2 separate regions of the Homo sapiens genome follow, and region 1 is linked to region 2. A link is a loop called in an ENCODE intact Hi-C map of the cell type or tissue named here. Cell type or tissue: Caco-2. All regions are shown on one strand.

Region 1 (8,000 bases), 270 kb before region 2:
AGATATGAGTGAAAGGAGAGAGAAATACAAATGGGAAGTGCTCAAGGCAGATATTTGAAAACTCCCTTTATATGATTTTAGTGTCTTGCTGCATGTGGTTTAAGAAGTTAATTTCTGATTACCAGCTGGGATTTTGGTAACATCCTACTTCTGTGCCAAAGCTGAATAAGAAGCAGTTAATGTGGTTAGTATTTAAAACTAAATTCAATTAATTGTTAGCAGATGCAAGATTGATTGGAGTGGGAGATAGTGGGAGGAGGGAAATAGAATACCTTTCAGATTTAAAAAAAGCCTATTCATGAACATTTAATAGCAAGCTGCTATGGAAACTTCTGAAAATTTTTTTGTTTGTTTTAATAAATTATGGGAATTCTACTTTGCTGTGAGGGAGATGGGAAGCAAAAGTTGTTCAGAGGAATCTTCAAAGGGCAAATGAGCCTTTTCTTTGATAATTTTGTCTCAGATAAAGTTGCTTCAAAGAAGACTGCATGCAAGAAGAGTGTTTGATGCTAACGTGCTCTGAGCCCCTTTAATGCCAAAGTTCTGGGAAAGGCTCAGGATGAGTGGTATTTTTACCATCTCTTGGTACTATTCTAGTGAAACTAAACAGTAATTTTTTTTTTTTTTTTTTTTTTAACACAGAGTTCTGCTCTTGTTGCCCAGGCTGGAGTGTAGTGACATGGTCTTGGCTCAGTGCAACCTCTGCCTCCTGGGTTCAAGTTATTCTCCTGCCTCACCCTCCTGAGTAGCTGGGATTACAGGTGCCTGCTACCATGCCCAGCTAATTTTTCTATTTTTAGTAGAGGCAGGGTTTCACCATATTGGCCAGGCTGCTCTCGAGCTCCTGATCTCAGGTGATCCACCCGCCTCAGCCTCCCAAAGTGCTGAGGTTACAGGTGTGAGCCACTGCACCTGCCCTAAACAGTGATTAAAAACAGCAAAGTGTCAATGAGTGAGGATCTACATTTATATTTATCTTTTGCTATAATTTAAAATTATATGCACATGATGGAAGGAATGTAAGAGTGCAGCACTGTGAAAAACCATATGATGGTTCATCAAAACATTAAACATAGAATTACCATATGAGGCTGGGTGCGGTGGGTCATGCCTGTAATGCCAGCACTTTGGGAGGCTGAGGCGGGTGGATCACCTGAGGTCAGGAGTTCGAAACCAGCCTGGCCAACATGGTAAAAACCCCTTCTCTACTAAAACTACAAAAAATTAGCTGGGTGTGGTGGAGTGTGCCTGTAATCCCAGTGAGTCAGGAGGCTGAGGCAGGAGAATCGTTCGAACCCGGGAGGCGGAGGTTGTAGTGAGCCAAGATCATGCCACTGTGCTCCAGCCTGGGAGACAGAGTGAGACTGTCTCAAAAAAAAAAAAAAAATTACCATATGAACCAGCAATTCCATTTCTGGGTATATACACAAAAGAATTGAAAGCAAGGACTTGAATCGATATTTGTACGCCAATGTTCACAGCAGCATTATTTGCAATAGCTCAAAGGTGGAAACAACCCAGATGTCCATCAACAGATGAATGGATGACAATGTGATATATACATACAATAGAATATTATGTAGCCTTAAGAAGAAATGAAGTTCTGACATATGCTACAACAGGGATGAACCTTGAAGACATTATGCCAAGTGAAATAAGCCAGACACAAAAGGACAAATATTGTATGATTCCACTTATGTGAGGTTCCTACAGTAGTCAAATTCCTAGAGACAGAAATCGAATCGTGGTGGCAGGGGAGAGTGGGGAGTTGCTTTTCAATGTATAGAATTTCAGTCTGGGAAGATGACAAAGTTCTAGAGATGGATGGTGGTGATGGTTGCACAACAAGCTGATTGTGTTTAATGCCACTGAACGGGACACTTAGACATGGTTAAAATGGTAAGTTTGATATTACATATATTTTACCACAATAAAAATCCCCAGACATTTCACATAAAAGATACCTATGCTTATGCAATTAATTTTTTTCCCTTGAATAAAGCGCTCAATATAAAGCATGACTGAGACGAAAAAGTGTTTCTTCCAATTCAATCAAGCATTCATTTGCGAATCCTAGCTAATTTGATTACAGTGCCAAGTAAAGCAGTGGTTGCTATCATTCAGGATAAAGAAGCCTGGGGAATTTAGCCTTGCAAGCCTAAATCTAGAAGAGATAAGGTAGAAAGTGCAGCATCTTCACCTATATTTAATATATTTATGGATTTACTTGTGGGTTGAGGGTATTTTAGGTGAGTGGAAAACAATGGGCAAAGGCATGCATGCAGGAATAAGTATATGGTGGGAAGGGTAGGGAGTTGAGGGAGGGAGGTGGGGTAAGGGACAGTGAAAAAGCCATCCCATTCAAAGGGGAGGTTACATGACAGCAAGTAGTGAGATAAAATCGTGGATTGTGTGAGGTGAAACTACAGGGGGAGTTCCTAGTACACGATGTACTAGGAATCCATGGTAGGTTCTTATTCTGGTTTTATGTGCACTGCATATGTCAAAATACAAATCCTTTCTAATTTTTTTTTTTTTTTTTTTTTTTGAGAAGGAGTTTTGCTCTGTCACCCAGGCTGAAGTGAAGTGACATAATCTTGGCTTACTGCAACCTCTGTCCCCAAGGTTCAAGCAATTCTCCTGCCTCAGACTCCCAAGTAGCTGGGATTACAGGTGTGTGCCACCACACCTGGCTAATTTTTGTATTTTTAGTAGAGATGGGGGTTTTGCCATGTTGACCAGGCTGGTCTCGAACTCTTGACCTCAGGTGATCCACCCGCCTCAACCTCCCAAAGTGCTGGGATTACAGAAGTGAGCCACCGCATCTGGCCCTTCTCTAATGTTGAGTCTGCATTTTTCAGAGAAGAGGAAAAGATGTGTCCTTTAGCCTTTAGAATTTCTAATCTTTTTTAACAGGGTTCTGCTACATCGTGCAAAGATACTTTCAAATGCAAAGCTCTGTGCATGGAAAAATGAAGCAACTGCAAAGAAGGCAAATTATATTTGCAGAGCACACAATGACTACACTCCTGTGATATTAGAAAATGACAAAACTGATAACTGAGTTCTTGAAATACATTCTTGTGACAAACTACGCCATTTCTAGTTATCTGATTTGCTTTTCTTGAAAGCTAAAGTGAAGGTCACAATGTATTGACTTGTGGCATAAATATAAACGTTTCCTTCAATTTTTCTTCTGACATCATCCACTAGCTGGAGAACATGGAGACTTTTTGTTTGATTTGGAGAAGGCAGTGTATTTACCAATGGCTGAAGAGTGATTAAGAAATAATGTAACTTCAAAGAGTGTGTGGAGAGAGGCCTAGATAAAGATTGCATGGATCTCTTCTAGATACTATGGAAAGTTGACTTAGGTTAAATTTGAACAAGTCCTGTTGGAAAGGTCATTGAAAGTTAAGAATAGGCTCAAGTGTCTCTGGTGTTATAAAAACATTGTCTACAATGGTAGTCCCTTGCATTGCTTAAGAGGCTTGAGTCTATTGTCAGGATCTTGTATAATATTGTGAATGTGCCGCCTGGGATCATGAAAAGGTCTTAAGCTTCTTTCAAATGCCTGTGAAGTAGGAGCAAACATTTTTCATATACTGCAGTTATTAAAGATAGAGTGATCCATTCAAGTGTGATCAACAAATATTATTAACAAAGGGAAAGAAGATGTCAAAGACACTGGTTCTACATGGATAGGTTATATGTTGGATAAAATTATCGTTAATTTTCAGGGATTCCTGAAACCAGGCTCAATCAGATTCTTTCTTTATGGCTGATGAAAAGCTACGTGATTTAGTCTTGGGAGGGTGTATGTGTCCAGGAATTTATCCATTTCTTCTAGATTTTCTAGTTTATTTGTGTAGAGGTGTTTATAGTATTCTCTGGTGGTAGTTTGTATTTCTGTGGGATCTGTGGTGATATCCCCTTTATCATTTTTTATTGTGTCTATTTGATTCTTCTTTCTTTTCTTCTTTATTAGTCTGGCTAGCGGTCTATTTTGTTAATCTTTTCAAAAAACCAGCTCCTGGATTCATTGTTTTTTGTTTGTTGGTTTGTTTGCTTGTTTGTTTGTTTGTTTTTTGAGATAGAGTTTTGCTCTTATTGCCCAGGCTAGAGTGCAATGGCGCGATCTTGGCTCACTGCATCCTCTGCCTCCTGGGTTCAAGCGATTCTCCTGCCTCAGACTCCCGAGTAGCTGGGATTACAGGTATGTGCCACTATGCCCAGCTAATTTTGTGTTTTTAGTAGAAACGGGGTTTCTTCATGTTGGTCAGGCTGATCTTGAACTCCCAACCTTAGGTGATCTGCCTGCCTCAGCCTCCCAAAGTGCTGGGATTACAGGCGTGAGCCACCGCGCCTGGAGATTTATTGATTTTTTGAAGGGTTTTCGTGTCTCTCTCTCCTTCAGTTCTGCTCTGATCTTAGTTATTTTTTGTCTTCTGCTAGCTTTTGATTTACTCTTGCTTCTCTAGTTCTTTTAATTGTGATGTTAGGGTGTCGATTTTAGATCTTTCCCACTTTCTCCTATAGCCATTTAGTGTTAAAAGTTTCCCTCTAAACACTGCTTTAGCTGTGTCCCAGAGATTCTGGTACATTGTGTTTTTGTTCTCACTGGTTTCAAAGAGCTTATTTATTTCTGCCTTAATTTCATTATTTACCCAGTAGTCATTCAGGAACAGGTTGTTCAGTTTCCATGTAGTTGTGGGGTTTTGAGTGAATTTTTAATCCTGAGTTCTAATTTGATTGTGCTGTGGTCTGAGAGACTGTTTGTTATGATTTCCTTTCTTTTGCATTTGCTGAGGAATGTTTTACTTCCAATTATGTGGTCAATTTTAGAATAAGTGCGATGTGATGCTGAGAAGAATGTATATTCTGTTGATTTGGGGTGGAGAGTTCTGTAGATGTCTATTAAGTTTGCTTGGCCTCAGAGATAACACCACACATCTACAACCATCTGATCTTCGACAAACCTGACAAAAACAAGAAATGGGAAAAGGATTCCCTATTTAATAAATGGTGCTGGGAAAACTGGTTAGCCATATGCGGAAAACAGAAACTGGAGCCCTTCCTTACACTTTATACAAAAATTAACTCAAGATGGATTAAAGACTTAAACGTAAAACCTAAAACCATAAAAACCCTAGAGGAAAACCTAGGCAATACCATTCAGGACATAGGCATGGCCAAAGACTTCATGACTAAAACACCAAAAGCAATGGCAACAAAAGCTAACATTGCCAAGTGGGATCTAATTAAACTAAAGAGCTTCTGCACAGCAAAGGAAACTATCATCAGAATGAACAGGCAACCTACAGAATGGGAGAAAATTTTTGCAATGTATCCATCTGACAAAGGGCTAATATCTAGAATCTACAAGGAACTTAAACAAATTTACAAGAAAAAAACAACCCCATCAAAAAGTGGGCGAAGGACATGAACAGACACTTCTCAAAAGAAGAAATTTATGTGGGCAACAAACACATGAAAAAAGCTCATCATCACTGGTCATTAGAGAAATGCAAATCAAAACCACAATGAGATACCATCTCACGCCAGTTAGAATGGCGATCATTAAAAAGTCAGGAAACAACAGATGCTGGTGAGGATGTGGAGAAACAGGAACACTTTAACACTGTTTGTGGGAGTGTAAATTAGTTCAACCATTGTGGAAGAGACAGCATGGCGATTCCTCAAGGATCTAGAACCAGAAATACCATTTGGCCCAGCAATCCCATTACTGGGTATATACCCAAAGGATTATAAATCATTCTGCTATAAAGACACATGCATACATATGTTTATTGCAGCACTGTTCACAATAGCAAAGACTTGCAACCAACCCAAATGCCCATCAATGATAGACTGGATAAAGAAAATGTGACACATATACACCATGGAATAGTATGCAGCCATAAAAAAGGATGAGTTCATGTCCTTTGCCGGGACATGGCTGAAGCTGGAAACCATCATTCATAGCAAACTAATACAGGAACAGAAAACCAAACACAGCATGTTCTTACTCATAAGTGGGAGTTGAACAATGATACACAGGGAGGGGAACATCACACACTGGGGCCTGTCATGGGGTGGGAGGCTAGGGGAGGGATAGCTTTAGGAGAAATACCTAATGTAGATGATGAGTTGATGGGTGCAGCAAAACACCATGGCACGTGTATACCTAGGCAATAAACCTGCATGTTCTGCACATGTATCCCAGAACTTAAAATATATATATATATATATATATATGTAAAGCTACATGAATTTTGGTAGTGCAGAAAAGGGCCAAACTATAGTTTCCATTTCCAGCAAAGCCACAGAAAATGTCAAAGTGTAGGAAGCCCAGCTTTCTGTGTAGCCCAGCTAAAAGTGCTTTGCCAAAAAGTAAAGAACCAGAAGGGAAAACATTTTCTTTACTTCTCAGACTATTGTTGCTGTGTAGACCCCTACTATCCAATATGGTAGCTACCACCCATTTGTGGCTAATAAGCAATTGAAATGACACTAAATCTGCACTGAGATGCTCTATGAGTATAAAGTACATACCAGATTTCAAAAACTTAGTACAAAAAAGAAAAAGGAATGTAGAATAACTTATAAATGATTTTTAATATTGATTTCATATTTAAATGATGTTTTGGGTATATTGGGTTAAAACTAAATAACTAAAATTAATTTCACCTGTTTCTGTTTATAATTTAATGTGTCTAGTAGAAAATTTAAATTATATAAGCAGCTGGCCTAATTTTCTATTAGGCAGCACTGATGTAGGTGGTGCCACATTGACTTTAAGCACAATAACATTTTTCACTAATGCACTTCATTCTGCCAGCACAGACAGAAGTCTAAACTCCGTTAAAAGTAGGAATCAGTCTTTTTAACCCCTAAATTATTGCCTTAAAAACGAACTGCTTTATCTTACAGAGGTCTTCAGAAATACCCAATGCAGTTATATTTTTTACACTTTCTTTTGCATTTGTTTAATTATTTTTTCAGCGTGCTGTCGTAATGATAACTTTCTATTCTTTGGAAAAATTAGATCAGATGATTAAATCCCCTTCTGAGCATTTAGAAGGGGGTAGCCAAAGAAAGCTGATTTGAATACAGGGAATAAACAGTAATTAAACTGTAAATGTTGATTTCCTTTTGAAGTCCACTGGCGTGTTTGGTGTGAATAAAGAGTACATTGTCAGTTATTATTCCTGCTGCCACAGTTATGGCAGATGAGAATCGTTGAAAGGCTAAGTTAAATTGGGGAGTTTCCCAGGGCTGCTGTACTGAGACTGCCTTTGTTTATATTAAAGCCTGAATTTTCCCCCAACCTCAAACAGTACACATCGATTTTTTCAATAAAATCTGAGAGTTTTTTTCTTTTCCTTTCAAACTCATCTGCTGTGCTGTATTCTGGAGAGGAGTTTTAAGACCTGGAAACGTGGCTTATTGTAGGAAACTAAAAAAGATTTATTTATTTCGCTGTGCATTTTTTTGAAGATTTTAAAACAGTAATCTCAACCTCAGCTGTTTCTTAGACTCAGGTGACGAGGTTTGAAAACTTCCAGGGTCCAGGGTGCATGCCAGTCAATTATGTTAGAAACGCTGGGATAGGGCTAGGGATCAGTAATTGTTAACCACCCCCAGGTGATTGCAGTGAGTTGCTGAGGCTGAGAACCACTTCTGCATTAACAGTCTAAGGAACACCTGTGTCCACCAGTTTTTCCCAGAAGCACTCAAGGAACCCGGCTTGCAGTATGCACAAGAGTTAAGTTTCTAGACGACTTTTTTCCTCCCTCTGATGGAAAATTAGAGGGGCAGTACATTGGTTCACTCTGAAACACATAACAATGTATACTTTTCTCACGCTCTAATATAAACACCGAAGAGACTTTGATGATTATAAAACTGACACAAGTTCAATAATTACTTGAGCTCATTTTATTCAGGATATGTGAGCTAGGCTGTTTGTCTTTTAAAGCCACACACACAATAAACAC
Region 2 (8,000 bases):
AATAACTGGCTCAAGATAATCTCACCATGGTATTAGCAACAAACCCAGCTCCATCTCCTAAGCAGCTCCCCCATGCTTCATGCCCTCCAGCCCCACAAGAGTTCCTGTCCTAAAGGAGCTACACCCTCCATTTTCCTTACTTTACCTAAAAATCCCAAAGAAGGAATGTAGGTTCAAGAGAAACATTTACTATTTCTTTACCTTTGCCATTGAAGATGTACATACAATGATGTGAATATTAGTGTTTGAAGTTCTGGTCCCAGTGTTTTATTGGTTGTACCATAAATTTTAGTGGAAAAGGCAGGGTGCGGTGGCTCATGCCTGTAATCCCAGCACTTTGGGAGGCCAAGGTGGGCGAATCATGAGGTCAGGAGATTGAGACCACCCTGGCCAATATGGTGAAACTCCGTCTCTACTACAAATACAAAAATTAGCTGGGTGTGGTGGTGTGTGCCTGTAGTCCCAGCTACTCGGGAAGCTGAGGCAGGAGAATAGCTTGAACCTGGGAGGCAGAGGTTGTAGTGAGCTGAGATGATACCACTGCACTCCAGCCTGGGCGACAGAGTAAGACTCCATCTAAAAAAAAAAAAAAAAAAAAAAAAAAAAAATTAGTGGAAAAAAAATTGCCTCAAGGTTGTTTTCCTAGGCAGGCCTAATTTCTTTCAGAAATGAGAGTGATAGGTGCCATAGTCTACATTCATGAAAAATTTCATTTCCTTTTGCTTATTTACAGTAAGCAAAATCCAAGTATATTCTCATGAATGGCCTGACCAATACCAGTCTTCCTTAGCTTTGCAGACACAATTGTGCACAGAGCACACCTGGTACTTTTTAGATATGTGTATTATCCCTCACAGAGAAGGAACAAAATGTACTTTTCATTTTAATACTTTCCCTTAGTTTTAATTTTTGGCTCCATCCATGGATATGTCATTCATCAGTATAGAAGGCAGTTTGATCTCAATGGCAGCAATAATCCCACAGCATGCAGATACTAATGCTTAAGAGTCTGTTCAGGTTAAGGCAAATGCACTCTATGGTTTGTGAAACAACTTAACAGGGACTTAAGAGCTCTCATACCCATTTTGGATTTATTCAAGCATCTCTCTAGTATTTCACTAGGATACATGCTCCATGAGTACAGAGATTTTTATCTTTGATGACTTTGTGTCCCTAGTATCCAAAACAAAAGTGCTCAATAAATAGTGAATGAATTCATTTATCCATCCATCCATCCAGTCATCCATCTACCTATCTATCCATTGTTTACCATTCCACCTCAGCTAAGGTACCTGCATCCTTAAGTGCATAGAAAGAAAAATAATCTGCCTCCTCCAAGATGACTGGAAAGCAGCTCCCTGCTTCTTTAGTTCAAATAAGTACTAAAATATATCAGACTGCTGGCCAGGCGCGGTGGCTCACGCCTGTAATCCCAGCACTTTGGGAGGCCGTGGTGGGCAGATCACGAGGTCAGGAAAGCGAGACCATCCTGGCTAACACGGTGAAACCCCGTCTCTACTAAAAATACAAGAAAAGTAGCCAGCTGTGGTGGTGGGTGCCTGTAGTCCCAGCTACTCGGGAGGCTGAGGCAGGAGAATGGCATGAACTCGGGAGGCGGAGCTTGCAGTGAGCCGAGATCGCACCATTGCACTCCAGCCTGGGCAACAGAGCGAGACTCCACCTCAAAAAAAAAAAAAAAAAAAAAGTATATCAGACTGCTGCATTAAAAAAAATATATATATTACCATCCTGCTGCCCAGAGAAATTGTTATTCTTCTGATGTAGATCATTTAAGCGATTGCTTATTATTGCTTATTTGCCTAAAAACACTTTTTGATAAACTTTTGCTCAGCAGCTCCAGTTTATTCTTTTAATTCCAGCTTTTATTTATGGAAATGCCAATCCATTTTTATTCAATAATTGAGGGGAATGTAAAATATTTTTTAAAGTACAAAAATGCTTATTTTTTTAATGTATGTTTGTGTGTGAAATATGTAAAAAATATATTAAGCCTCTGACTTAAATCTGATTTACTAATAGAAATAGTTAAGGAGGAACAGGAGCATTCATCCTTACAAGGCCACATTTCCATTGAATGAGTATTTAAGATCAGTTGGATTAAAGGAGGGAATGGAAAGATAATGATAGGGAGAACTCTCATTCAGTTCAGTCTCATCAAGGCTCCCCTGCCTGCTGAGTAGCAACGGTGGGGATGGGATTCCCTCTCTGTAATTGCACCACTATCATGCCATAAATGATTAGAGAGACGCAGCCTAGCTGTGTCTGAGTCTCTATGGGACAGTTGTGCTCATTAAGCATCTCAATATTTGCCACACAACTTCAATTCCATCACTTCCTCTCTGGAATATTTGTTTAAGTAATCTCCTTGCCTGGGAGCTCTAGGATACCACTCTAATACATGCCACCTTGTGTTGTTGAATCCTACACAGGCCTGTAAAATGAGTATATTCTCAGATATAATAATGATTCTGCTTAGAGTGATCTGGAAGTGCCCAAGGCTAGACAAGGGTGATGGCAGTTCAGTAACTCCGTGCCCTGACTGGTTGTCACTGAAGCCACAGTTGCCACAGAAACTGGGACATGCTTAAATCCCACATCTCATTTCCAAATCCCATGAGCTTCTCCTTCATGACTAGTGGAATTAATTATCCCAATCGTTCAGACACATAATCTTACAGAACCTTGCAGCCACAGATAGTCAAACTTCTTGCAAAGCCAAATCTTCATGGATCATTTAGGTTAATTAATATCGAGTGGTAAATGCTGCTAAAAATTCAGGGCCTCATATGTGGCAGGATTTCATTTTATCATTACTCTGTGGTTAGGCTGTTAGATTAGCATGCACTGGGATAGGTTATTCATGATGGCAGAGTAAATGCAATGAACTGGAAGATAGAAACATTGTTACCGTAAAATTCATGTTAGCATGCTGGCAAACATAGACAGCCTCAGTTTCACTTCACTGACTCTGGGGATTCTGTTCTCAGTGTGTGCAGATAAAGCATCTCCTCTGGGACTGGGTCCTAACCTTAGGACTCAGGTTCCATCTTCCATGGAAGGGCCACTGTGCCAGGCCCAGAGTCATACTTGGAGAGCTCAGATGCCACAGTACGACTAACTGGGGGCTCTAACCTGCTTTCCTACTTAAACTATCTGTGTGACCTTGGACAAGTGCCTTAACCTCTCTTAGCCTCTGTAAGATGAAGAGAACAATTGTACTCATATTTGACCCTTGAACTAGGGGGTTAAAGGCGCAGACCCTTGTGCAGTTGGAAATCCACGTATCACTTTGACTCCCCAAAAGCTTAACTATCAATAGCCTATTGTTGACCGGAAGCTTTGCTAATAACATGAGCAGTTTGTCCCAGAGAACCATAGATTAACACGTTATTTGTACGTTATATGTATTATATACTGTATTCTTACAATAAAGTAAGCTAGAGAAAAAAGTTATTAAGAAAATCATAAGAAAGAAAAAAAATTTAGTATTTATTAAGTGGAAGTGGATCATCATAAAGGTCTTTATCGTCATTGTTTTCAGGTTGAGTGGGCTAAAGAGGAGGAGAAGGAGGGGTTGGTCTTGCTGTCTCAAGGGTGGTAGAGGCAGAAAAAGATCTATTTATAAGTGGACCTGCAAGTTCAAACCCGCGTTGTTTAAAGCTCAACTGTTTTCATAGGATTAAGTGAGATGACGTGTTTTTCATGCTGGGTACATTACATGGAATTCAGGAAGTGCCCCCAAAATATTAGTCCTGATATTATTTTTCTTGTTCATTGAAGAACAGACTTGAAAGGGCAGTGAAAAGGCTGGAGAAAAATGAAATATGTAGGAAATTTTGAGAAAGATATTTGACAAATTATCCTTATATTCATTCTTAGCCAATACTTATTGAGCAATTACTCTGTGCTATGCACTGCTCTTTGTGTCTGGAATATAGTAGTGGACAAAACAGATATTTCTGCCCTTGTACAGCTTATGTTCTACCTGGGGTAGGGGGTGGGTACAGAGTACTTAATAAGCAATAAATAAATTATGTAGTACATTACAGTGTGAATGTTATGAAAAAAGAAAAAAAATGTGAAATCAAGTAAGAGGAATTAGGAGCACCAAGGAAGGAGGGGGCAGGGCTAGATTAAATCTACCATTCTTCTCATAACCAAAGTGGGAGTAACCCTGCCATTCAGACCGTGATTCCTTCAAATGATTGGATTTGCTTCTATTAATACTAAGAGCACCAGACAAAAACCCAACATTGACTGAAAGCTTATTCTGTGCCAGGGACTATTCTAAGGACGTCATGTTTAAAACCTTTTAAAATATGTATAAAAGGTAGATGTTATTACTTTCCCCATACAGAAGAGGGATCTAAACAACAGAGGAGTTAAGTAAATTGCCAAAGGTCACACAGTTCATCAGTATCAGAGCTATGATTCAGCACCAGCATTCTTTACCACTAACCTATACCATTCACACAAAGCATGAGTTGAAGTTAGAATGTAGAGATCTCAACATAAATTCAGGCTGCTTGGGCAACTCTGCCTTTCAAAATAACAAAGGAAGCCTCATATCTAATCACATCTAGATACCTATTTTCTGAGTGTAAATACTTTTAAGATAAGTTATCATGTATTCATATGATAATTGACTTACTTTAGTCATCCCTTGATAGAGGAAATGAAAATGATTACAAGTGATGAAATGATTATAAAATCAGTAAATTTAAAAAATTCATTTGTACTACTATTCCTCTCAACAGCCTCTATTTAGTTACTTGGAAAACAGACTTGTACTCTGCTTGGTGTACATATGGATTTGGGAACTCTTTGCAGTAAATCAAGAGTGCCGCAGGGGTTTGTGACCCACAGGTGGGATCTTTAAAATAAACTCCTACTTGGATTTTTGTGGTTGTCTCTAAACTGGAGATGGATGACAGAGTTCAATAGGAAGGGAAAGGCAGATTTTATTTACTTTTATACACATTTTCTCAGATGGTTACTGTAAGTTTTTCTTAAACAGGAGATCTCAGTTGAGAATTCTTTGATTCAAAGTTTAATCAGCCCAGAGGACTTCTTACTAACAAATTTATAAGAAAAAGTATAGAGTATGGAGTTAAGGGCTAAGACTCTTAAGCAAGATTTATTAGTTATTGTCCCCTAATCACTTAATAGCTGGATAACCTCTATGAGCCTTAGATTATTTTTCTATGAAATGGGAGTTATCATCACCATCCCCTCCACCAACACCATTATTATTATCTCCTGGGATTGTGGTGAAAAGTAAACGAAATATTACAATTAAAATGCTCAGCTTGATACTGGCACCTCCTCAACATTCAGTGAACGTAGCAATCATCATTAATACACAAAAGAGTTGTTGATGTTTTTAGCAGTTATGTGATAGATGGAGTTGAAGAATAAGCGGAAAAGATAGAAATGAGTAGCTGACTTTGATTATGACTTTTGGCATTAGACATAGCAAAACCTCAGGCAAGTAGTGATCAAGTCTACTTTCACCCTCAAGTGTTCTGAATAGAAAGAGAGATAAGAGTGATTGTGGTAGAAAGAAAGCTAAAAAGCTTCTCTTTTCTTTTTTTAAAAATTTTAAATCTATTTTATTAGTATGCTTTATTATGCTTTAATTATTGTTTAATTAATTATTTTTAAATTACTTTATTATGCTTTAATTATTTTTATTATGCTTTAATTATTATTTATTATGCTTTAAGTTCTGGGGTGAAAGAAAGCTTTTAAGAACTGAAAACCAATGTCAGTTCTCTGATTAAAAGGAAAAGGTGGTAAAGGATATGCTAATTGGTGATGTGTATATGCAAAGAAGCCAAGGAAAACAGGAAAAAGAAGCAAAAGAAAGAAGAAAAGGGGAAAAAGAACCAGTGGAAAATAGAAGCTTTGAGGATGGTAGGGTAGAGGCCGCTGGATGGCGAGCAGAAGGCCACTGATGGTGGAAGAGTGGAACAAGCAATGAAAAAGGCAAAGATGACCGGCAGTGCTTCTGCCTGGCAGCTCCTTCACCAGTCCTTATAGCAACAGGCATGAGGCGTTTTCTACTCTAAAGGCTGGCCAGTATCTGGTGGGAGAGGTAGAACACAACTCTGTAATAATAACATGATTTTGTAATCCATGTTTATTATGAGCCAGGTGTTTTTCATAGTTCACAAAGTGGATTCTATTTTATAGATGCCAAAACTAAAGCTTAAAGGGGTGAGGGTTACTCAACAAATAAGTAGAAAAGATGGACTCCAGAATCTTCTGCATATTTCTTCCTGTTATAGTTCTTGAAGCTTCAGGTGGTCAACTTGCTAAATCAGGAAACTATCACTGGAGTAACTCATATCATAATTATGCCAGATAACTGTGGCATATTACAGATTTTTTTTAAAAAAGAAAAAAGTACTGCTTTTTTTTTTTGTTTGCCATTGTAAATCAACTTAAAAAAAGTCAAAAAGGCATCAAGTGCTACAAATATGGCATTTGATAATTTTCAGTTAATTATAGATGGCATTTACTTAACATTTAGGCAATTTGAAAAGGAGTTATTGAGTATTAGCAGAATCAGCAGCAAAGGTTTTTCTAAGCTCCTGGAACCATGAGTCAAGGTAAATAAAAGTTCCCTGGTTAGAAAAGGGCACCAAAAAAGCCTTTGAAAAGTAGTTCAACTTGACTTTGACTTATGATGTCTTTGGGAACTTGCCCAGTTTCAAGGTGAGGCTATTGAGACAGGAAATACAAATGACAGTACAAAGAAATTACAGGGTTCCAGTTAAATCCTCATAGAGAAAGGCTGAAACTGTAAGGGAAGTTAACCACAAACTCTAAAGATAAATTAAGCAAAAGTTAGAATTGAATTGTGACTTGAAATTCTCTGGCCTTTCCTATTAGTCCTTTATACAAAGGAATAGCCCACACAATAAATGTATCCGCTTTGATCATTATCTAGCAAGCTGTCTTGATGTATTTAAAGAAAAATCTCTGAGATATTAATAACCCATTAATTAATTTTGGCCAAAGTCTATTGGTGTTAAAAATAAAACCAATTGCATATTACCTGGCTAATTTATGACATTTATCTACTTATAACAGTAACTATTTTGAGAAGCTGGTATATTATTACAACACACAAATAACTGTAGTATTGAGGGGGTGGAATATGTAGGCAAATATGTAAGTTCTACAATCCAACTTTTATCTTCCCTTTGTTCCCAGTTTTATTTTTCTGGCATTAATCTTGGCATTGAGTTCTATTTTTGTTGACTAGACAAAAGAAACGGGGGGGTTTGGTGGACAATCAGAGTGAGAAAGTAGGGCATTTGGAAAAATAGGTAGGAAGTGCTTGGCCTCCAGTCCATCCTGCTTAGTTTTTCCTTCTGAACAGAGCATGCATCAGCACCCAGACTCCCTAACTGATTTCAAAGCGAGCTTCTAAACATTTAGTTTTGCAAATAATACCTTTCTTATTCCCCAGTGAAATAAGACTGGGTCAGAGATGTTACAGCAGGTTCCTTTTCCCTCTCCACATAGTTAGAAGAGCCAGGCTTTCTAGTAAGCAGGTAATTCAGCTCTAGTGGTTGGCTTGATTCAATTAGTGATGGGGCGAACTTCAGTTTCCACATTCCAGGAGGAGGGGTTGCCCTTTTCACATTAAAACAACAGACTATGGTCCTGACTGGTTCCATCACTTGCTTCTCTGTAATTAATCTGTGGGCCCAGACAGTGAGCCTTGAGTAAGGAGTCAAATGCACACGATACACAAATAAATTTGTCAAACTGACCTCTAGGCAGCAGAGAGTATCTGAGTGAGGAAATATTTAGCAGGTATACATTTGCCAATCCCTAAATCAGGGTGTGTTTCTTTAGTAAGTAGGGGACTAATTCACTGAACTCAGTGCTTAATGTCTACAGACACGTCTCATGTACTTTGGGACATTCACACCATTGCTAGACTGAACTATTGGCCCATCAGA

The links. Hi-C counts contacts between places; a loop is a spot of excess contacts. Peaks named below come from ENCODE experiments on the same cell type or tissue, not always from the same donor. Only the 100,000 strongest peaks of a DNase experiment are listed, where the experiment ranks them.
Region 1: it touches region 2 in a loop (8-fold over the local background); 2 of 110 quality-filtered maps call a loop at or near these places.

The regions. Positions count from the first base shown.
Region 1 is chr12:75,985,821-75,993,820 of GRCh38, reverse strand. No RefSeq gene overlaps it. Among named protein-coding and RNA genes, the nearest start is that of PHLDA1-AS1, 41 kb to the left of the region's middle. In Caco-2, no CTCF peak of the experiment used is centred here; no DNase peak of the experiment used is centred here.
Region 2 is chr12:75,711,132-75,719,131 of GRCh38, reverse strand. The region is part of intron 1 of LOC105369844 (a long non-coding RNA gene); the gene reads left to right. Among named protein-coding and RNA genes, the nearest start is that of KRR1, 200 kb to the right of the region's middle. RefSeq lists an enhancer at 7,387-7,888. In Caco-2, no CTCF peak of the experiment used is centred here; a DNase peak (open chromatin) is centred at 4,521.